Regions from separate parts of the Homo sapiens genome. Here region 2 is linked to region 1. A link is a loop called in an ENCODE intact Hi-C map of the cell type or tissue named here. Cell type or tissue: K562. All regions are shown on one strand. Each heading gives the region's core, and the rest is flanking DNA. Links, peaks and the distances in the headings are about the cores only.

Region 1 (11,640 bases), core at 1,714-9,713:
CAAAAAAAAAAAAAAAAAAAAAAAAAAAAAGCTCCACATAAACTAAGCAAATGAGCAAATAAGATAATAACCGATTTGTGAAAAAACAAAAGGCTGTATCAGAAAGGAAATTTGCTGGGGGAACACTATGATATTTATAATGTCATATTATTATAAATAATATTGATTTTGGCCAGGTGTGGTGGCTCACGCCTGTAATCCCAGCACTTTGAGAGGCCGGGGTGGGTGGATCACTGAAGCTCAGGAGTTCAAGACCAGCCTGGCCAACATGGTGAAATCCCATCTCTACAAAAAAAACAAAAATTAGCCAGGTGCGGTGATGCACACTTGTAGTCCCACCTACTTGGGAGGCTGAGGCAGGAGAATCTCTTGAACCCAGGAGGCAGAGGCTGCAGTGAGCTGAGATCACCCCACTGCACTCCAGCCTGGGTGACAGAGATTCTGTCTCAAAAAAAAAATAACAATAATAATATTGGTGTAACAAAAATTTTAATATAACTAAATTGGGAGGATGCAGAGAGAATACATCTGTCAGCCAAATCCCAACAGAAAGCAGAGGGTGCATTCAGATTAGGATTAACCAGAGGCGTTTCTTTATAAAAATGTCATCTCCAAAAATGTGGGCAGCATGTAAGGAAATCACAGGGATATTTAATAACCCAGGGTTGGGTCCCCTAGGTCCAAAGAAAGAGGGAGGGAGCTGACCAAAATCCAAAAGAAGTCTGTGAAAAGGAGGCCGTATTGAATGGAACAATAACCTTCGTTTGAGGGACAGTGGAAGAGAGTTGGGGTAATAAACACCCTCACCTCCGTCACCTGCCTCACCTCCCTCCCTTGAACATGCCACTGTCCAAACCCAGCAAGGAGCCAGAGGCACAGAAGCTGTTGATGTGGCCCATATAGGACAGAGGAACCGGAGGGAAAAACAGAAGCTGTGTGGCACAGAGGTGAAGTGTGATAGTATAAAAGAGCTAAATCCTCATCTGACCACAATGTCAATTTTTTAAATGGATAAATTTTAAAATAGTCATCTATGAATATTATTAGCTACACAAAAGCAAATACCAACAGAAACAGCTGGAAATGGGCATTCCTGAGCAAAGTAACTGAATGGGAGAAGTACAGAGGTAGTAAAGTTCAAGAAATACTCAAAGAACAAGCAGCCCAATTTGGTTGTACTATAAGGCATCTGTAAAGGAATCACACGAAAGAAAATTGAAGTGACAGATTGGGGTCATATTGTGGTAGCTCCAAATGCCTGGCTGAAGATCCTATATTTAAACAGTATTGAGCTACAACTAAGGGAGTGACACAATGAGAGATAATTTCCAAGTAGGATTGATCTGGCAATGATGCACAGGATTAAAGTAACAGAAACCTAGATTATATGAGACTTGGTAGATTCTATTTCATAGTCTAACGTAATGGTGTCAATAAGAAGGGAAAGGACAACATTAACCTAAAAGATATTTGAAAACAAGACTGAAAGGACTCCATTCACCCAACAAATATCCATCGAATACCCACTGCATATTAGGCACTATTGTTGGTAGTGGGAATACAGCAATGAACAAAACATACACAAACTCTTGTCTCATGGACCTTATATTGTGGTGGAGGGAAACAAACAATGTATAAAACAAGTAAGTGCTATGCAAGCTAGAAGTCCTCTGAAGAAATCCAAAGCAGGTACAATACAGGATTGGAAGTTTGAGGTTAGTAATTTGCACTTAGGAATGAGTTTGAGGCCAGCTGAGGTGGCTCACACCTGTAATCCCAACACTTTGGGAGGCCGAGGTGGGAGGATCACTTGAGCTCAGGAGGATCGCTGGTCTCAGTTTGAGACCAACCTGGGCAACACAGGGAAACCCCATCTCTACAAAAAATAAAAATATGATCTCAGCTACTCAGGAAGCTGAGATGGAAGGATCACTAGAACCTGGGAGGTGGAGACTGCAGTGAAGCATGATTGCACCACTGCACTCCAGCCTGGGTGACCGAGTGAGACCCTGACACCAAAAAAAAAAATGAGTTTGAGATGGGCCTGGGATACAAAGGTGGAGATGCCCAGATGACTGGAACTCAAGAGAAGTTAGAGCTAGAGATATGAAATAGGAATTTCAGAGGTAGAAAAGGAAAGCCAGACACGTTGTCTCGGGTCAGCTTGCTGTTTCACAGTGTTGTCTCCTTGATGTAGCCACTATATTCTTCCAGTTTTGCAGGTCAAATGAAAAATTCCATTTTGTCAGTGCATCCAGAGATGACTGGCCTTGGGACAACTAATGCATGCTACAGCTACAGACTAACGTAAAGTCAAACTTTAAAGTGAGAAACATAATTGTCAACTCAACTCTAGAGCTCACATTGCTTAGTTCGTACCTGTAGAAAAGTCCATGTTGGTTGCTACAACATAATCTGACTCCTGCTTGCTGATCACAAAATCAGAGATAGAATTAGGTGAACAATCTCCATTGGCTAGCTTAGCCTCACGCAGCTCATTAGACCCATAGAGAGACATTTGCCAAGGTGCAGTAAAGCATCTGCTATGATCTGTCCACCAACGTTCTAAACAGAAGAGACATGATGTCCGAGTCTTCCCCTTTGACTCCCTTTCTTCTAGGCTCCCTACAGACTATTTCCCTGCTTTCCTCTTTACTTAGAATATTGTGTGGTTATTTTGGAACTGGGATACAGTTACACAGTGTTGTTATCATTTATGGAAACTTGAGGTTTAATGGAAATTGGGATGGGAATAGCTTTATCTTTAAAGTATCTAGATCCATCCGGAAACTTTTCCAGGGCTCCTAGGTAAATACTATATGTCACAAAATACCGAGAGAACTTAAGAGAACCCTCAGGCCATACCCCTTCATCGGCAATCAGGCCTTTCCCATCTCCCTCTACTAATTTTGGCATGTGACTGAGAATGGTGTAAGAAAGGCTGAACTGAGAAACAACAGCAAATGTGTTGCTATTGAAGATGCACAGCTCCTTATTTAGTGCCTACTATGTACCAGGCACTTTGCCAAATGCTAGGGAGACAATACAGAGTTTTTCATGGGGTTTGCAATTTACTGAGGCAGGAAATATGAACCTTTGTCAAAGTTAACTACTATAAATTTGTCTTGATGTGTCACGTTACATATCTGCCCCCTATAATGTCAGGACTCACTATGAAGACAATAAAGTTTTCTAAGATTGTGCAAGCAGGTGTGTGTCTTTCTCTCTTCTATTACCCCATTAGGGCCATAGATACTGAGAGGGAAAGGCTGTCCTGGTCATGAAAACAGCTACTGACAATAGGAATCTATGCAGAAAGGAAACAGGTGAAATCATAAGTATATATAGGCAAGAAAAGAGCCGACAACAGAACCATGAAAAATGCCTACACCTAGACAACAAAAAAAAAACAGAGCTAACAAAGGCAATAGCAATGGTTCAAGGAGAGTAGGAAAAACACTCTAATACTATGCCACAGAAAGCAAGAAGGAAGGGGTAAAGGCATCAGCAGAAGACACTGATGAGTCACTGGATTTGGTGATTACAAAGTCATTGGTCATCTCCAAGAGGGTAATTTCAGTGAGGTGGTGGAGTTTGAAGTCAAAGGACAAGGTGTTCATGAGTGAGTATGAGGTCAAGAAGTGGCTACAATGAGTGTCTTTGAGAAGGGCAAGAAGCTAGAACCACCTCTGTTTCTCCTCAAATAACCTTTACCAAGAAGGGAAAAATGTTCTTTTCTATCTAGAAAAGCCATCTCTTCCATACTACAGTGTGACCACCTCTTCCAGTTTTCCCAGGATTTTCCCAGTTTTATAGCACTGCAAGTCCCTCGTGTGGGGAAACCTCTCGATCCTGGGGAAACTGGGCCTGTTGGCACCTGATAGTCATATGGGTGAGACACTTTATGTCAGTGAGGCTTTAGATACCTGTTGGTGATTATTGTTTTACACAGTTTTATTGAGGTATAATTTACATACCATAAAATTCACCATTTCTAGTGATCATTTAAATAACAGTCTCAACCTAGCTGTATGCTAAAATTACTGGGGAGCTTTTAAAGAATATCAGTGACAAACTCTCACCCCCAGGGGTGCCTAAGGCCCGCGTGTTGTTATTTTTTAAAAGCAACCCAGTGACGGCACATGCCTGTAGTCCCAGCTACTGAGGAAGCTGAGGCAGGAGGATCACTTGAGCCCAGGAATTTGAGGTTGCAGTGAGCTATGATTGTACCACTGCACTCCAGCCTGGGTGATAGAGCAAGAACCTGTCTCTAAAAAACAATCATGTAAATAAAAAACAAAACAATGTAAATAAATAAATAAAAACTAAAACAATGTAAATAAATAAATAAAAGCAACCCACTTGACTCTAATGTATAGCCAGGATTGAGAACCACTGGTTATAAAGTAAAAAACAATACCCAGTATCAATGCTTTTCTAAGTTTTCAAGAAGAAAAAGAAGTAAAGTAAGCGCTCAAAGAAATATGATAATGTAGGCTTCTCAAAATGGGAAAATTTTTGAAAACGTAGGAAAAATATTATTTTAAATAGTTTTTGTTTTGAATTCCAGGGCTAAATTCAATAATTTTGATGGGTTTTTTTCTATTAAAATGCAGTGTGGTAATTAGGAAAATCATAATGTATGTCCACACTTTGCATGAAATCCTGCTTCTGATTACATAACAGTCCTACAAAATAAGAAAGTAATGAATAAATGTTTCATTTGAACGTATAAAAGGGAATGCCTCAAGATTCACATCTTCAGTCAGCTTCCCAGAAGCCTTTACATGGCAAAATGGCATTGATTTTTATGTAAAATGTGATTGTCTTTTCTATAAATGTATTATTCTCTAACTCCAAATCAATTAAAGATACGCTGCTCTAGCCACAGGAGATTCCCTTAAAAAATCAATGCTAATTCCAAAAAATGTTTTAGCATTTTAAAAACGTATTCACTAAGAAACAGAATTGATTCATACTGAGCAGGACAGGCATCCAGAAAGATTATGTTACTGGAAATTATTATTATACATATCCATTACCACTTATGAGTGAAAAAAAACCCGATGTAAAAGTTATTTGGTGATTAATAACACAGTGATTATGAGTTTCAGCTTACAATTTGTGTGAGCAAAAAATGTAACTTTATTTTCCTACAACTTAAATTCATTTTTTTTTATTGTTTGTTTTTTGAGACAGGTTCCTGCTCTGTCACACAGGCTGGAGTGCAGTGGTGTGAATACAGCTCACTGCAGCCTGGACCTCCTGGGCTCAAGCGATCCTCCCACCTTAGCCTCCCAGGTAGCTGAGACCACAGGTACACACCACCATGCCTGGATTTTTTTTTAAATTTTTTGTACAGGCAGGGTCTCTCTGTGTTGCCCAGGCTGGTCTTAAACTCCTGGGCTCAAGCAATCTTCCCACCTTGGCCTCCCAAAGTGCTGGGATTACAGGTGTGAACCACTGCACCCAGCCCAGTTTCTATTTTGAACTCTGATTTTACCTGTATGGAGCACGGCACAATCTGGCTCTGTTTTTGAATGCCTTAGACAGTCACAGGTTTTTACCTGTCCTTGGGGCTTTGATCAAAAGGTAGGGCACAGAACCTTCTATGAGATACCCATCAACATCTATTTTTCCATTGCTTGTTGCTGTCTCTCTTCTCCTTAGACACTCCTGATAAAGGGCATCTATTTAAAAAAAAAAAACCACAGCTAACATCATACTTAATAGTAAAAGACTGAAAACTATTTCCCTAAGATCAGGAGCAAGACAAAAATGTCCACTCTCAGGCTGGGCGCGGTGGCTCATGCTTGTAATCCCAGCACTTTGGGAGGCCAAGGCAGGCAGATCACTTGAGCCCAGGAGTTCAAGACCAGACTGGGCAACACGGCAAAACCCTGTTTCTACAAAAATACAAAAAATTAGTCTGGCATGGTGGTGCACACCTGTGGTCCCAGCTACTCAGGAGGCTGAGGTGGGAGGATTGCTTGAGCCCTGGTGGTCAAGGCTGTGGTGAGCCGAGATCATGCCACTGCACTACAGCCTAGGTGACGGAGCTAGACCCTCATCTAAAAAAAAAAAAAAAAAATCCACTCTTGCCACTTCCATTTAACATTGTACTGGAGGTTCTAGCCAGGTCAAGTAGGCAAGAAAATGAAATAAAAATAATCTAGATTGGAAAGGAAAAAGTAAAATTACCTCTATTTCCAGATAATATTATCTCATATGTAGAAAAACAGAATGAATCTACTAAAACTATTAGAAATAATAAACCAGTTCAGCATGGTTGCAGCATATAAGATCTATATACACAAATCAACTGTATTTCTGTACACTAGCAATAAACAATTCAAAAATGAAATTAAGGAAACAATTCCACCGGCCAGGTGCAGTGGCTCACACCTGTAATCCCAGCACTTTGGGAGGACAAAGTGGGCAGATCATCTGAGGTCAGGAGTTCGAGACCAGTCTGGCCATCATGGTGAAACCCCATCTCTACTAAAAATACAAAAATTAGCCGGGCATGCTGATGCACGCCTGTAATCCCAGCTACTCAGGAGGCTGACTCAGGAGAATCGCTTGAACCTGTAAGGCAGAGGTTGCAGTGAGCTGAGATTGTACCATAGCAGTCCAGCCTGGGTGACAGAGCAAGAGTCTGTCTCAAAAAAAAAAAAAAAAAAAAAAAAGAGAAAGAAAAGAAAAGAAAAAAATAAGCCAATCCTAAAATTCATATGAAAATACAAGGGACCCAGAATAGACAAAACAATCTCGAAGAAAAGAACAAAGTTGGAGGACTCACACTTTCTGTTTTCAAATTTTCCTTCACAGCTACGGTAATCAAGACAGTGTAGTACTGGCATGAGGATACAAATGCAGATCACTAAAACAGAATTGAGTGCCCAAGAATCAGCCTTCATTTTTATGGCCAGTTAATTTCAATAAAAGTGCCAATTCAATGGGGGAAAGAGTACTCTTTCCAACAAATGGTGCTGGGACAGCAGGATTATCCCTATACAAAAAGTGTAGCTGGACTCCGAACTTACATCACATATAAAAGTTAATTTTAAATGGATAAAACAGCTAAAACTATAAAACTCTTTGAAGAATCATTCATAGGAATGAATCATGACCTTGGGTTAGGCAAAGGCTTTTTAGACAAGACACTAAGAGAACTAGTAACAAAAGAAAAAAGACATAAACTGGACTTTATAAAAATTTTAATTTGTGCTTCAAAGGACACCAACAAGAAAATAAAGACAACCCACAGGATGGGGAGAAATTCTGCAAATCATGCACCCAATGAGGGACTTATATCTAGAATATATAAAGAACTCTTACAAGTCAGTAATAAAAAGACAGATAACCCAATTTAAAAAATAGACAAAAGGAGCAAAAAGAACTCTCATTCATTACTGGTGAGAATACAAAATAGTATTGCCACTCTGGAAGACAGTTTGGCAGTTTCTTACAAAACTAAACACACTCTTACCATATAATCCAGAAACTGCATTCATTTACCCAAATGAATTGAAAATATATTTATACACAAAACCCCGCCCACAAATGTTTACAGCCACTTATTCATATTTGCCAAAACTCAAAAGCAACCACAATGCCATCCAATAGATGAAAGGATAAATAAACTGTGGTACATCCATACGATAAAGTATTATTCAACAATAAAGAGAAATGAACTATCAAGTCATAAAAAGACATTGAGGAACCATCAATCCATATTTAAGTGAAAGAAGCCAATTAGAAAAGACTATATACCATACAATTCCAACTTCATGACATTCTGAAATTGGCAAAACTATGGAGACAGTAAAAAGATTAATGGCTGCCAGGGTTTTGGGGGAAAGGGGAAGTGGGAAGGATGGATACGTGGAACACAGGGGATATTTGGGGCAGTGAAACGACTCTGTATGATACTGTAGTGGTGACTGCATGTCATTATAACTTTGCCAAAACCCTCAGAATGTACAATGTAGAGTGAACCCTAATGTAAACTATGGATTTTAGGTAATAATAATAATGTGCCAACATTGGCTCATCAATTATAACAAATGTATCAGACTAATTCAAGATGTTAATAATAGAGGAAACTGGCTGGGCACGGTGGCTCATGCCTGTAATCCCAACACTTTGGGAGGCCAAGGTGGGCGGATCACCTGAGGTCGAGAGTTCGAGACCAGCTTGACCAACATGGAGAAACCCCATCTCTACTAAAAACACAAAATTAGTCAGGCGTAGTGGAACATGCCTGTAATCCCAGCTACTAGGGGGGCTGAGGCAGGAGAATCGCTTGAACCTGGGAGGCGGAGGTTGTGGTAAGCCAAGATCGCGCCATTGCACTCCAGCCTGGGCAACAAGAGCAAAATTCCGTCTCAAAAAATAATAATAGAGGAAACTGTGTGTGGACTGGGGGAGTGGTAAGGGAATATAGGGGAATTCTGTACTTTCTGCTCATGTTTTCGATAAACCTAAATAAACTGCTCTAAAAATAAAGTTTATTAATTAAAAAAATATGAATAGAAAGTTTTCCAAAGAAGATACACAAATGGCCAATAAGCACATTAAACATGCTCAACATCATTAGCCATCAGAGAAATGCAAATCAAAACTATGTTGAGATACCACTAAGGTGGCTATAATCCAAAAGAAAGATGATGAGTATTGGAGGGAACGTAGAGAAATGGTTCCCTTATATTCTGCTGATGGAAATACAAAATGGTGCAGCCACTTTAAAGAATATCTGACAGTTTCTCAAAAGGTTAAACATAGAGTTAGTATGTGACCCAGCAACTTCACTCCTGGTATACACTCAAGAGAAATGAAAACATATAGCCACACAAAAAATGTGTACATAAATATATACAAGTGGCTGGGCACGGTGGTTTACGCCTGTAATCCCAGCACTTTGGGAGGCCGAGGAGGGCGGATCACGAGGTCAAGAGATGGAGACCATCCTGGCCAACATGGTGAAACCCCGTCTCTAGTAAAAAGTACAAAAATTAGCTGGGAGTGGTAGCATGCACCGGTAGTCCAAGCTACTCAGGAGGCTGAGGCAGGAGAATTCACTTGAACCCAGGAGGCGGAGGTTGCAGTCAGCCAAGATTGCGCCACTGCACTCCAGCCTGGTGACAGAGAGAGACTCTGTCTCAAAAAAAAAAAAAAAAAAAAAAGGTACAAGTACATCAGTGGCAGCATTATTCATAATAGCCAAAAAATGGAAACAACTCAAATGTCCATCAGCTGTTTAAATGGATAAATAAAATATGGCATATCCATACAATATAATATTATTCAGCAAGAGAAGACATGCTATACTGATACATACTGCAACATGGATGAATCTTTCATATGCCAAGTGAAAGAAGCCAGTCATAAAAGACCATACAGGATTCCATTTAAATGAAATGTCCAGAATAAGTAAATCTATAGAGACAGAAAGTAAATTAGTGGCTGCCTAAGACTAGAGGGAGTGGGTATAAATGCGGAAGGACTGCTAACGGTTACAAAGTTTCTTTGGGGGGTGATGAAAATATTCTAACCGCGATTGTGGTGAGGAATGCTTAATTCTGTGAATATACTAAAAACCATTGAGCTGTACAGTTTAAATTGACGAATTGCATAGTATGTGAATTAGATTTTGACAAAACTGTTATAAAAAAATAAGATTGAAGATGTTTCTGGAAACAAGGATCAAAAATCACAGATATAAAGTAAGCAACAGTACATAGTTGTAACTCTAAAAATTGTCAACATATTTGAATGCACTAGATGGAAAGTGTAGAAATCTAGAATGTAATAATGAGATAACCACAAACTTCATAGGAGACATAGAGAAAGTCATTTCACACCTAAGCTTAAATTTCTGTCGTAGATTAAATCTCACTGATTCTAAAGAGAAAATTTGTTTACATTTTGATAGCTAGCTCCCCCTCATACTTACAAGATGCTGTCACAATTCCAAACGTTTCATCCTGACGTGGCAATGTGCAGCAGAAAATGAGGTTGCCTCCTCCTGCGTGTCTCTTTTTAAGAGTAAGAAAATCTTTTCCAGAAGCCCTCATCACAGATTTATCCTCATTTTTCTTTGGCCAGAATTGTGTCTTATGCTCCTTCCTAAATCAGACTCGCGTGCACTCATGCACATGCACGTGTGTGTGTGTGTGTTTGGAGTTGTGTCTGTGTCCACAATTGACTTAGACAAATCAGGATTTATCTGTAACAGGAAGGTGAGGGGTGGATATAAAATCACGACTGTTGGCAAGGAAAAAGAGAGAAGGAGTATTGTATGGGCACCAGAAGACTCTGCTATACCAAAGACAAAAGAGAAATATGAAATAATATTTTCACTACACTTTCTTCGGTTCAGAACAAGGTATGTGCCCCACCTTCTATGCCAAGTCAAAAATAAAGCAAGAGTTTCATGGCTTCCTGAAGCTATTTTATTTTCCCAGGGATTTTTCCCCCTCAAAAAGTATTCATTATTTGCTGGAAAATGTGTGGCACAGTGTTGGACTCATCAGCATTAGCACACATTCTACAAAGTTACAGGAAACTTACCTCCAGGTTTTGCTAGCACATTATTATCATAAGCCACTGTTCCCTGACAGTGGTCCTTCATTATACGATTTTGGTTGCATGCTTAGCTATAGAATGCCAGCTAGCACTGAGCCACCAACTTCTTACTACTCAGAATCCGTGTTATTCATTCACTTAACACATGTTTATTAAGCACAGCTAAGCTATGTGCTATACTAATGATGGTGAAAATCTACTGAATGCTTGCTACATACCAAGTACTATTTTAAGCTTTACATATACTAGTTCATTTAGTCCTCATAGAAGTTTTTATGAAGTATGTAGACATCATTACTATTTCTACTTCACAGGTGAGTGAGTTCTCAAGTGGTTAAGTATCTTGCCCAAGGACACACAAACAAGTAAAGTATGAATCCCAAAAGTCTGGATATAGACCAGGGTATCAACCTAAGAAGGCTGGCTCCAAAGACCATGCTCTTAACCACTACACCATCGTTGCATCACAGTGCAAAGATAAACATGGCATGTTTTCTTTTCTCTAAGAATTCACAGTCTAACCAAGGAGGCAAACATATACACAGTACAGTACAGAGTGGTTAATGCTATAATACCTTCCCAACAGAATTTCTCTCAGATTGATAAAGAAATCCTTATTGTTTTCATGAGAACCATTAAAATTTACCATAATCTATAGTAATGCTTTGAATTTATGTTATACTATCTCTATCTAAGGTTCTCAAGTTAGAACTGTCACGGATACATCTCTTAAGATTAATAAAATAGCACTGGAGGCCACGCACAGTGGCTCATGCCTGTAATCCCAGCATTTCAGGAGGCTGAGGGGACAGGGTCCCTTTAGTTCAGGAATTCAAGGCTGCAGTGAGTACAGTGGCCCCACTGCACTCCAGCCTGGGCAACAGAAATAAATAATAAATAAATAAATAATAAATAAATAAATAATACTGCATGAAAAACTGGGTTAAGCCTCAGGGGTGAGCAGAAAGAATAATTATGTTTAATAAAGAATCTGTCTGAGGAATTCAAGCCACTAACAGCCTGTGAACAGAGCTACAATTTATTGACCAT
Region 2 (11,640 bases), core at 1,535-9,534, 370 kb before region 1:
TACTGTTACATACCCAAAGGAAAACAAATCATTCTTTTTGGTAGATATGTTTGTATGTTCATTGCAGTGCTATTCACAACAGCAAGGGCATGGATTCAACCTAGGTGCCCATCAACTGTGGACTGGATAAAGAAAATGTAGTACATATATACCACGGAATACTATGCAGCCATAAAAAGAATGAAAATCATGAAAAGAATGAAATCATGTCCTTTGCAGCAACGTGGATGCAGCTGCAGGCCATTATCCTAAGCAAATTAACACAGAAACTGAAAACCAAATACCACAAGTTCTTACAAGTGAGAGCTAAACACTGAGTACACATGGACATAAAGATGGGAACTACAGACACTGAGGACTACGAGAGGAGGGAACGAGGCACAGGCTAAAAAACTGCCTATTGGGCACTATGCTCACTATCTGGGTGACAGGATCAATCATACCCCAAACCTCAGCATCATGCAATATACCCATGCAACAAACCTGCACATACACTCCCTGAATCTAAAATAAAATGTATATATTTTTCTAAAAAGCTCAGGCCACAAAAGCAAAAATATATAAATGGAACTACAGTTGACCCTTGAACAACATGGATGTTAGAAATGCTAACCCCTGCACAGTCAAAAATCCACAGGTAACTTCTGACTTTCAAAAAAATTAATAGTCTACTGTTGACCAGAAGCCTTACTGATGACATAAACAGTTGACTAACACATATTTTGTATGTTATATGTATTATATACTGTATTCTTACAACAAAGTAAGCTAGAGGAAAGAAAATATTATTAAGAAAATCATAAGGAAGAGAAAATATATTTAATATTAATTGAGAGTGGATCCATCATGAAGGTCTTCATTCTCATTGTCTTCACATTGAGTAGGCTGAGGAGGAGGAAGAAGAGGAGGGCTTACTGTCTCAGGGGTGGCAGAAGGAGAAGAAAATCTTCATGCACCCATGAAATTCAAACCTGTGTTGTTCAAGGGTCAGCTGTACATCAACTTAAAAGCTTCTGCAGAGCAAAGGAAGCAATGAACAAAATAAAATGGTATCCTAAGAATTTAGAAAAAAAATTTGCAAACCATATATCTAATAAGGTGATAATATCCAAATTTTATAAAAAGCTCATACAACTCAGTAGTAGAAAAACAGATACAGTTCTTGACTTAACAACGATTTAACTTATAATTTTTCAACTTTAGGTTGGTAGGAATATAATACACATTCAGTAAGCTTCTCCACTTATGATCATGTTCCAGTATTGTAAGTGGAAAATGCACTTTTGATTTAGGGTATTTTCAATTTACAATGGGCTTATTCAAACACAACCTAAGTCAAGGAGCATCTGTAATCCGATTAAAAAATACGCAAAAGACTTGAACAGACATTTCTCCAAAGACATAAAAATGGCCAACAGGTATAGGAACAGGTGTTCCTCATCATTAATCATCAGGGAAATGCAAATCAAAACTACTATAAGATACCACCTAACCCTGTTAGGATGGTTATTAATAAAAAGGCAAAAGATAACAAGTGTTGGCAAGGACGTGGAGAAAAGGGAACTCTTGTACATTGCTGGTGGAAATGTCGATTGGTAGAGCCATTATAAAGAATAGTATGGAGACTTCTAAAGAAATCAAAATTAGAAGTACCATGTGACCTAGCAATCCCTCTTCTGGGCATATACTAAAAGGAAATAAAATTACCACCTCACAAAGATATCTGCACTCTCATGTTTATTGCAGCATTATTCACAATAGCCAAGATATGGAACAACCTAAGTGTCTGTTGACAGATGAAAGGACAAAGAAATTGTGGTAGATACAATAACATTGAATATTATTCATCCCTAAAAAAGAATGAGATCTTGCCATATGCCACAGCATGGGTGAGCCTAGAGGACATTATGCTAAATGAAATAAGCCAGACACATAAAGAAAAATATTGTATTATCTCATTAATATGTGGAACATAAAAAATTTCAACTATACAGAAAGAACAAAACAGTGGTTGTCAGGGATGGGGCACTGGGGAGAGAAAACGGGAAGACATAGTTCAAGAGGATACAAAGCATCAGATGTGTAGGATGAACAAGTCTAGAGATCTAATGTACCCTATGAGGACTAGAGGTAATACAATTGTACTGTATATAGAATTCATGCTGAGTTAATTTTAGCTGCTCTTGCTACAAAAACAAAAAAAAGGGTAACTATGTGAGATGATAGATATGTCCATTTATTGCACTATGGTAACCCTTTTGCTATCTATATGCATCCTATAACAACATTTGTATACTTTAAATATATACAATAAAATTTATTTAAAAATTTGTATAATAGTCATTTACATTTGTTGCTGTCTATGAACTTCATGCTTTTCTAAATCACATGCAGTCCTCACAACCTCCCTATAATGAAGCTGTTATTCTCATTTTATAGTCAAGGAAAGTGGGGTTCAGACAGATTAATTAATTTGCCCAAGATCACATGATTTAACAAGTGGTAGAGCCAGACTATGAACCTGTGTTTGGGTCTCTAAAGCCTTTGCTTTCCATCACTGCAGCACATTTTTTCTATATAAAATGAGGTAATGAATAAGGTATTTAGGGCAGATAGAGGAAGACATAAAGCCAAAAGGGGATGATTGTCTGCTAAAAAATGGAGGAGACTCAGGTGGAGGTCTTGGCGTGTTTCAAGGTATTTGCCCTTCCTCGAAGGGGAATAAACTGAAAGAGTAGAAGGTTGGGGTCAAAGAGTGGTATTCCATAGTTTAGGATTTCAGAGCTAGAGCAGGGGCCATGAGTCTGAAGGCAGCTATGCTTACCACTATACCACCAACGTACCACGTGATGGGTCTGAATTGAAGGGTGTTTGGGTAAGACCCTGGGTGAATGTGGGGTCTAGAAATGACAGCAAGAAGGCAGCTTCTTGACAGGTACCATGAGGCTCAGAGGAGGAAGGGTTTTTGTAAGAGGATGAAGAACCAGTGGGTTAGAAGGGGCTGTGGGGGGACTGGGGACAAACCAGCCAATTCCTTCCCCGCCGCCTCTTTCACAACTCCACTCCCTCACTCATGATAGAATTAAATGATGAATTTATCTAGGGTTAAATGATGAATTCAACACAATCCAGATGAGATCAATCACGTCCAAATGTGTCATACATACACAATGTCTTCCCATATCAGCCATAGAAAGAACAAGAACTTTGTATAACCCAATCAAGGATGTTTCTATATTTAATAAATATTGATTGAGCTCATATTATATGCCAACAAATGGTACTCGGGAAACAGAAAATAAACAAGAAAAACAAGGAAGGTGGTAATTGTTACAGGTAAAAATAAAGCTAGTTAAGGGAATAGGGAGTAAAGGAGAGGGGAGGGTGTACATATTGCTATTTTATAAGGGACATTCTGGGAAGACCTCACTGAAGGATGACATTTTCCCAGCCTTGCAGATATCGAAGAGAAGATACAAACATGAAAAGCATCCAAGGTTTAAGGTGGGTGCATGCTTGGTGTGTTCAGGGAACATCAGGAAGGCCAGTGTAGTTGGAGCAGAATGAGTGAAGGGAAGAATAGCAGGAGTAAAGATCAGGACACAAGCAGAGCATGCAGGGCCTTCTAGAACACTGTAGAATTTTTTTTCCAAATCATTAGCATGGTTTCACTCTTATTTTAAAAGGCTTATTCTCACTATTGTATGGCAAACAGTGTGTGTGAAGTAGGAGTTAGGGAGGAAGGACGCCATTTAAGAAGGTATTGCAAGAATCCAAGTGGAAGAAGACAGAGGCTTAGACCAGGGTGCTTAGCAATGGAAGCGGTGAGAAGTACTTAGATTCTGCTTATATTTTGCAAGTAGAAATGATGCAATGTGCTGTTAGATTGTAAGACTGGCAACCTTTATGATGGCCCACAGTGATCTGTACCTCCCCCTGCATGTAGGTTTGACCTAGTGAGTCACTTCCAATGAAAGGAATATGGCAAAAGTGATAGTATATCAATTGTGAGTTAGGTTATAAAACGTGACTTCCGTCTAGCTGCCCTCCCTCACACTCTCTCTCTGGCTCACTCTGGGGGAGACCAGATGCCATACTGTGATCTGCATTTGGAGAGGCCCATGCGGCAAGGAACTGTTGTCTCCAGCTAACAGCCAGCAAGAACCCAGGGCCTGCCAGCAGCCACATGTATCAGCTTGGCAGTGATCCTCCCTAATCAAACCTTGAGGTGACTAGCCCTGGCCAATGCCGGGATTGTAGATTTATAGTCTAAATGAGACCCTGAGCCTGAGATCCAGCTAAGCCATGCCCACATTCCTGACTCACAGAAACTGAAGTGTAATATTTGTTGCAATAGATAATTAATATAGGTTGGATATAAGAGAGAATAGTTGAGGATGACGCCACAGGTTTTGGCCTGTGTAACTGGCACCTGGAGTTGCCATTTACTGGAGAAGGAGCAGGTTGAGACGGAGAAGAAGCAGCAGGAATTGTTCTGGGTGGGTTAAATATAAGATGACTAGTCAATGGAGATCATGAATATGCAGTTGTACATTCAAGTCTGGAGTTTGAGGAGGAGATCTGGGCTGTTCCAGCCCTTCATCCATTTTTCTATTGCTTTGTTTACCTTTTTCTTATTATCTGTGGGAGTTGTTTATATTATACAGATACAGGTCTTTTGTCAGATATATGCATTATAAATATCCCCTACTCTGTAGCTTACCTTTTCACTGTGAAGAGTGTCTCGATTTACAGTCTAAATTTTAATGCAGTTTGACTTTATTTCTTTCCCTTTAAGGTTAGTACATTTTATGTTCTGTTTAAGAAACCTTTTCCTATCCTATGGTCATGAAGATATGCAAAAATATAAATTTGAGTATAATCAGCTTTCTGGATAAGAAAACCTATGGAATGACTATAGAAAGAGAAGAAATCTAGGACTTAGGTCCAGGGCATGCCAATGCTTAGAAAACAAAGGGGTGAAGGCAACTGGCAATGAAACTGAGAAACAGTAGATGGCCAGGTAGGTAGGAGGAGACAACTGAGAGAGAGCCCCAGAGTTTCCAGGTGAGGGTATTAACACTGACTCATGCTGCTGATAGGTGGAGAGAATGACTCAGAGTGGGGCACCAGATAAACACTGTTGGAATGAGCCTGCGTACAGTGGGGGAGGGGAGCTCTAAAGTCTGATTGGAGTAGAATGGGAGAAGAAGTGAAGACAAGTACAGACCACTCTTTTGGAGGAACTATGCTGTATAGGAGAAAAGAAAAACGGGGTGGCAGCTAGAGAGAGATGTGCAATCAAGGGAGGAATTTTTCTCCATGAAAGATGTTACAACAAATGTGTAATAGCTCATATGTGTACAGCTAGTGAGAAAGAGCCAATTGAGGAAATAACTGATGTGAGGAGAGGCGGTTTAAGTGCTTGAACAGCATCCCTGAGTTGGCAAGAGGAGATGAGATCCAGCGTACAAATAGAAGATAGAGTCAGGGATGCAGTAGGCTGATATATGTGGTTGCAGAAGCAGGGAGTTCCTCTCTGATTGCCTTGCTTTTCTCAAGAAGTAAGAATCAAGGCCATCTGCCGAAATGAGAAGCAGGGAATTGTCAGAGTCAGTGACTGTAAAGAAATAGAACAGAATGTTTGAGAGTCCAAACTGTGGCCACCTGAATTCATATTCCAGCTCTCCTACTTGACAATTGCGTGACCTTGGACAAGTTACTTAGCATCTCTGTTTTCTCAGCTTCTACATCTATGAAATGCAGATGATAACAGTACCTATCTCATAGGGTTGCTATGATTATTAACTGAATTTATGTACACGAAGCAAGGTTTTACTTCTATGACAGACAACATTGAGTTTTTGGACCTGTTATATTAAGGCATTTAGGCCTTTCCCTGGAATACATATTAGTTTATCTCCCATGTGGTTTAGGGGAAAGGGAGGCCTAGACAACCCAGTGAGCATTCCCTGTGACTCCTGTACACCACGATCCTCACTCTGGCTGGATGTTATGCTGTCCTGGGAAGTTTCACAAAAATGCCCACGCCTGGGCCCCATCTTCAGAGATTCTGATTCTATTAAGCTAAAGAGGAGCCCATGCTGGTACTTTTGAAAAGCTCCTTTTGTGAATGTGACGTGCAGCTCAAGCTGGGCAGTGCTGGTCTACTAGGCATATCTATGCTGTGGAGATGGGTGGGCCAGCAGAGTCATACTCTTGGAAACACCTTCTTCATCCAATAAACTCTAACTCTACATCTACAAAGCTCATTTCTAGATTTATTTTGGTTCTCTAAATGGTTTTGTCAGAAGACGAGAGTATGTGTCAGGGTAATCCAAATGTCTACTCCAAGTGGCAGTCACCTTCTCATTCTAAATGAGGACAGTAACTGTGGTCATGTGCAGTGGAGCAGCTCTCTGGGGTCACAGACAAGACTGTCTCTGGACTTACAACTGAAGCCTCCTCAGTCCACGGACCATAGGGAAGGCCCTAAGGTGGAGTCATCTTCTCAGGCTCATCTCTGTGCACAGGTCATCAGACCTTTCCCTGAAGACCCTTCTAACTCCAGGAAGTGAGTAGCCAGCCTTGAACACCACATTTCAAAAAACTGTAAGAGTGAGAGGAGGGGAGAGGATGCTCTCACATCTATGATGTTGGCAGTGACATGGATGTAATTTCTCACAGCCTAGAACCATGGTTCCTAATGCATGGCCCATGGACCACATGTAATCAATGCCAAATTATAATATCTGGAAGTAGGGCCAGAAATCCACATTCTTATAGGCTCGCTGAGAAAATATTATGTACTATGAAGTAAGAGAATCTAGAGAGTTGAACTGACTGACTTCTAATCAAGATAATACATGATGGCATTACTAGTACCAATACTAGTGGCATTACCCAAAGGTGAACTCTGTTTCCCCCAGATTAAAGGCTTTTAGTATTGAATTTCTTTCAGTGTTTTGCTTTTTGGGTTTCTGTTTTTAACTCCTTTTCCCCCTTCCACGCTAAGAGAATGGCAATTATAGCTTAGAGCTTGTACCTTCCTTATTTTTATTCCTTTAAAGTAGTAAGAATAGATTTTAATCGAAGCTTAACAAAAATACTCATGTCTGGTTATACTACTGCAGTAGGAAAGAGGGTCCAGTGTGAACTGAACCCAACTTCAACTTGCGCAGAGGTAACCGGGTGTTTTTATTTTTAGGGTGTATATATTTATGGGGTACCTGAGATATTTTAATACACAACTATGTGATACATATATATACATATACAGTGCATAATAATCACATCAGGGTAAATGGAATATCCATGGCAAACTCTTTTAATATTTTTATTTTTATTCTTCTGGAAGTTGTCTCCTCTGGATAATTTGTTGGATAAAATTAAGAAACATTGCTGTTTCTTAATTTATCAATGAAAGCAATTTTAATAGACTCCCTAATATGAAAGACAAGGATTTTGTTTATACTACCTCATTCCTCTCTCTTCTTAGTGTTTTAATTTTTTTAAGTTTTTTAAATTGATAACCACTATAACATAAAATAACATTTAAATCTCTATTTCATTTTACACAAAATTTGATATCCCGTTTTGACTCCCCATCTTTCCTTCTCCCTTCTATATCCCACCTTGTGTCAGGTCCATTTTGACTTTAATATTGACACTTTTTTTTTTTTTTTTGTAAAGACAGAGTCTCGCTCCACCTCCCAGGCTGGGGTGCAGTGGCGCGATATCAGCTCTCTGTAACCTCTGTCTCTCGAGTTCAAGTAATTCTCGTGCCTCAGCCCCCTGAGTAGCTGGGACTATAGGCACCTGCCACCATGCCCAGCTAAATGTTGATAAATTTGTCAACAGATGAATCTTCAATATATGTACCTGCCTCCCCACATTCCTCTGTCCCCATTTTTGGTTCTCCTACTCACATCTGCCTTCCATAGGACCTGTTGTCTCTCAACTCAAAGCTTCCTCCACTGGGCAGGTGGCTCCCTCATCCTCTGAAACTCATGCTAGACTATTGTTTTTTCTTGCCTCTCATCTGTCAACTCACTCTAAACTACTTTTCTTCTTCCAGATACTTATTAAAATGTCTCATTCTTTTGTAAACCCCAATTCCATTCTCTTCCCTGTTATAGGTTTATTCCTTTTGGTACTTTTTATTTTATTTGGATCTTGGGAGTAATGGAAGATAAATGTGTGCACCCAGTCCATCTTCATGAAGCAGATGTCCTGTGACTCACTCTATCAAACAAGGAACTGGACACTCAGTTGTTTTGCATCTCACTCACTTCCAGTTCCCTCTTAATTATGTTTGTTCTGCTATTTCTCATTTGAATACTATTCTTGATAGAACATGTGTTAACTTTTCTTTGTCATCAGTTTATAGCCTACTGATCTTGCATACATGATTTAAAAATCTATCATATTACAATTGAAAGCATTTTTTTCCCCACATAGCTCACCCTAGCTATAATTCTTGAATGTTTGTCCCACCCTTGAGTATTTAGCTTTGGCCATACCTCAACCTCTCCTTTCATTTTGAATCTGACTTTAAAAAAATAAAGTAAAACCTTTTTTAAAAAAGTTACACATATGGTATTTAATAAATGTAAATAAGTATGTATCAGTAGGCTCTATCAGCAATATTCTTCAAACTTGAAGTTATTGAACAATGGATAGAAAATTCTAAATACTGCAATCCCAATACTTTGGGAGGCTGAAGCAGGAGGAAATCAGCAAATATAGTAGATAACTTCTATTAAAATTTTAGTTTTTGTAAGTCTTGAGAAGGACAAATGTCCTTGGGATAATTTTTAAAGAAATACTTTATATTTCTGGAGAAGTTTTAGGTTCATAGCAAAATTGGGAAGAAGATAGAGATTTCCTGTGTACCTCCTGCCCCCACACATGCATAGCCTCCCCATTATCAAGTTGGGGGGAAGATGAATAGATGGAATACAGAAGTTACTATAATGATAGATATATGTCATTATACATTTGTCCAAACTCATAATGAACAACCCTAAGAATAAATTCTAATGTAAACTATGGACTTTGGGTGATTATGATATGTTAGTGTGGGCTTATCAATTATAATGAATGTATCAATCTGGCAGAGAATGTTAAAATTTCCTTTTTAAAAGTAAGTAAAAGCAAAAGGTTGAATATCTCATTTCCAAAGACGAGGAATCTGCTGCTCTATAAGCCAATAACTAAGGGAGTCAGTTTTTAAACTTTTGGTCTTCTGCAATGTGGAGGCATAGCCCTGTGGTTAAGATGGTCAGCTTTAGAACAGGACTGACTGTATTCAAATCCTGGCTCTGTCACTTGCTGGGTGTGTGATCTCTAGTAAGATACCTCACACGGCAGAAATTAGTGAGCTGTTTACCAAATCCTTTTCTCTTTTCTTCTGAGGATACAACTAGACTCTTTCCTAGCCTTCTTGCAGTGAGGAGTGACCACATGATTGCGCTCTTGCCACTGAAATGTGATTGGAAATTTTACCAGTACCAGGGCTGGTCCACAGAAACTGCACAGGCCTCCAGTCTCTCAATTGTGCTGGCTGCTGGCTTGATAGGAATGTCCAGGGCAGCCCTGGAAGCCATGTGTTAAAGACAGCAGGGCCTCCATCAGTGCCTGAAATGGAAACCTCCCCCCATCCCCACTGGTGCTGCCAATAGAATTTTACACGATTACAAAATAACCTTTACATGATGAAGAAATAATCTTCCCTTTTGTGAGATTTCAGGTTTGTGTTAGAACAGCTTGTTTTAACTTAATCAACATACTTTTCTAAACTTCACTTGCCTCTTCAGATAATTCTAGTACATGGTGCTGTTAAAAAGACTGAAAGAGAAACAATGAATATAAAGTGTGCTAATGCATCATGCCTAGCAAATGGTAAGTATACAATAAAGGTTCATTACTTATTATTCTATGAAACCTGTTGTTAATTACCATTGCCTATTATGTGCAATATAATAGAAGGCTCTCATATACATTCAAATGCCCACACTGGCTGGGCACAGTGGCTCATGCCTGTAATCCCAATACTCTGGGAGGCCGAAGCAGGAGGAATTCAAGACCAGTCTGGGCAACATATTGAGATCCCATCTCTACTATTAAAAAAAAAAAATTAGCTGGGCATAGTGGTGCTTGCCTGTAGTCCTGGCTGTTTGGAAGGCTGAGGCAGGAAGATCGCTTGAGCCCAGGAGTTGAAGGCTACAATAAGGTATGATTGTGTCACTACACTCCAACCTGGACAACAGAGTGCAACCCTGTCTAAAAAGAGAGAGAGAAAAAAAAGCCCACTCCTCGCAGCCTGAAATTCCACCATTCCTTTATGTAAATCAATGCCTTTTCCTTTAAAGAGTAACTTCCACATTTAATCATAAAATTAATGTGTTTATATGTTTATTGCAAAAAATTTATAAAATAGAAAACTTAGACTCAGGCTGGGTGCAGTGGCTCACACCTGTAATCCCAGCACTGTGGGAGTCTGAGGTGGGCTGATCACAAGGTCAAGAGTTCGAGACCAGCCTGGCCAACATGGTGAAACGCTGTCTCTACTGAAAACACAAAAATTAGACAGGTGTGGTGGCACGCGCCTATAATCCCAGCTACTCAGGAGGCTGAGGCAGGAGAATCGCTTGAACCCGGGAGGTAGAGGTTGCAGTGAGCCAAGATCACACCACTGCATCCATCCTGGGTGACAGGGCAAGACTCTGTCTTAAAAAAAAAAAGAATCAAATATTGATCATCTATAATCCTATCATCCAAAGATAATCACTGCTAGCATTTTGAAATATGTCATCCCAATTTTTTATTATTTCTGCTATCATTAAGTATACGTATTATGTATTACTTTTTTCCACCTAACATTTTGCCTTGAACAGATTCCTATGTGTTCAAATATACTTTAAAAAGACATTTGATGATGACCCATTAACTTACATAGAGCATGTAATTTTTTCTATAAAATTAAACAAAAGATATTTGATGAGTGCTTATGGATGTAAAACAACTTATTTAACTATTATATGGATATATCACAATTTACTTAATTATTCCTTTATTGAAGGATATTTTTGTTACTTCTACCAGAATGCATAATTCTAGAATAAACCTCCTGGTACATAAATCTTTGCCTCTAATTATTTGTCCTTTCTGCTTTCATTTTCCTTTTTCTGGGCTTCTTCAAAACAGAATTTTTAAAAGAATTTTTGACTTCTCTAAATGATACAATAACTAATTCTTATTTCATCTTGATGTATGTTTTATATGCTTCTTTACTATTTCTTTTGTTGTTGTTTTAAGAACAAAAATACCCTTGGAAAAGTCCATAGCTCTTTTCTCTGAAGACTTCCTGTTAATACATTTATCAGATTGTTTGATTTGCAGAAAGGAAAAACAAAGCTGTATGTAAATCCTAGAAACCAGAAGTAAAAGGAATTCTGGGGGAGTGAGGAGTGGAGAGGAACAGAAAGTGGACGTGAAATTGAAATAAAATCTCTGCATACCTCAAAATTCCACACTGAGGGGAAGTCTCCCCTTCTGCTGTCCCAACCATCCCCGGTAGATGAGCTACCATATTTCTTCCATTTATAATCAATCAGATTTTAAAAAACTGTGAAGCAC

What was found. A loop is a pair of places that touch in the nucleus more often than their neighbours do. Peaks named below come from ENCODE experiments on the same cell type or tissue, not always from the same donor. Only the 100,000 strongest peaks of a DNase experiment are listed, where the experiment ranks them.
Region 2: a loop joins it to region 1, with 2.2 times the contacts of the local background. A loop is called at or near these places in 3 of 110 quality-filtered maps.

Annotation. Positions count from the first base shown.
Region 1 is chr14:31,528,675-31,540,314 of GRCh38, reverse strand. The region is part of intron 2 of LOC105370438 (a long non-coding RNA gene); the gene reads right to left. Among named protein-coding and RNA genes, the nearest start is that of NUBPL-DT, 27 kb to the left of the region's middle. In K562, for the core only: no CTCF peak of the experiment used is centred there; no DNase peak of the experiment used is centred there.
Region 2 is chr14:31,895,676-31,907,315 of GRCh38, reverse strand. No RefSeq gene overlaps it. Among named protein-coding and RNA genes, the nearest start is that of LINC02313, 43 kb to the left of the region's middle. RefSeq lists an enhancer at 4,432-5,631. In K562, for the core only: a CTCF peak has its summit at 9,492; a DNase peak (open chromatin) is centred at 5,125.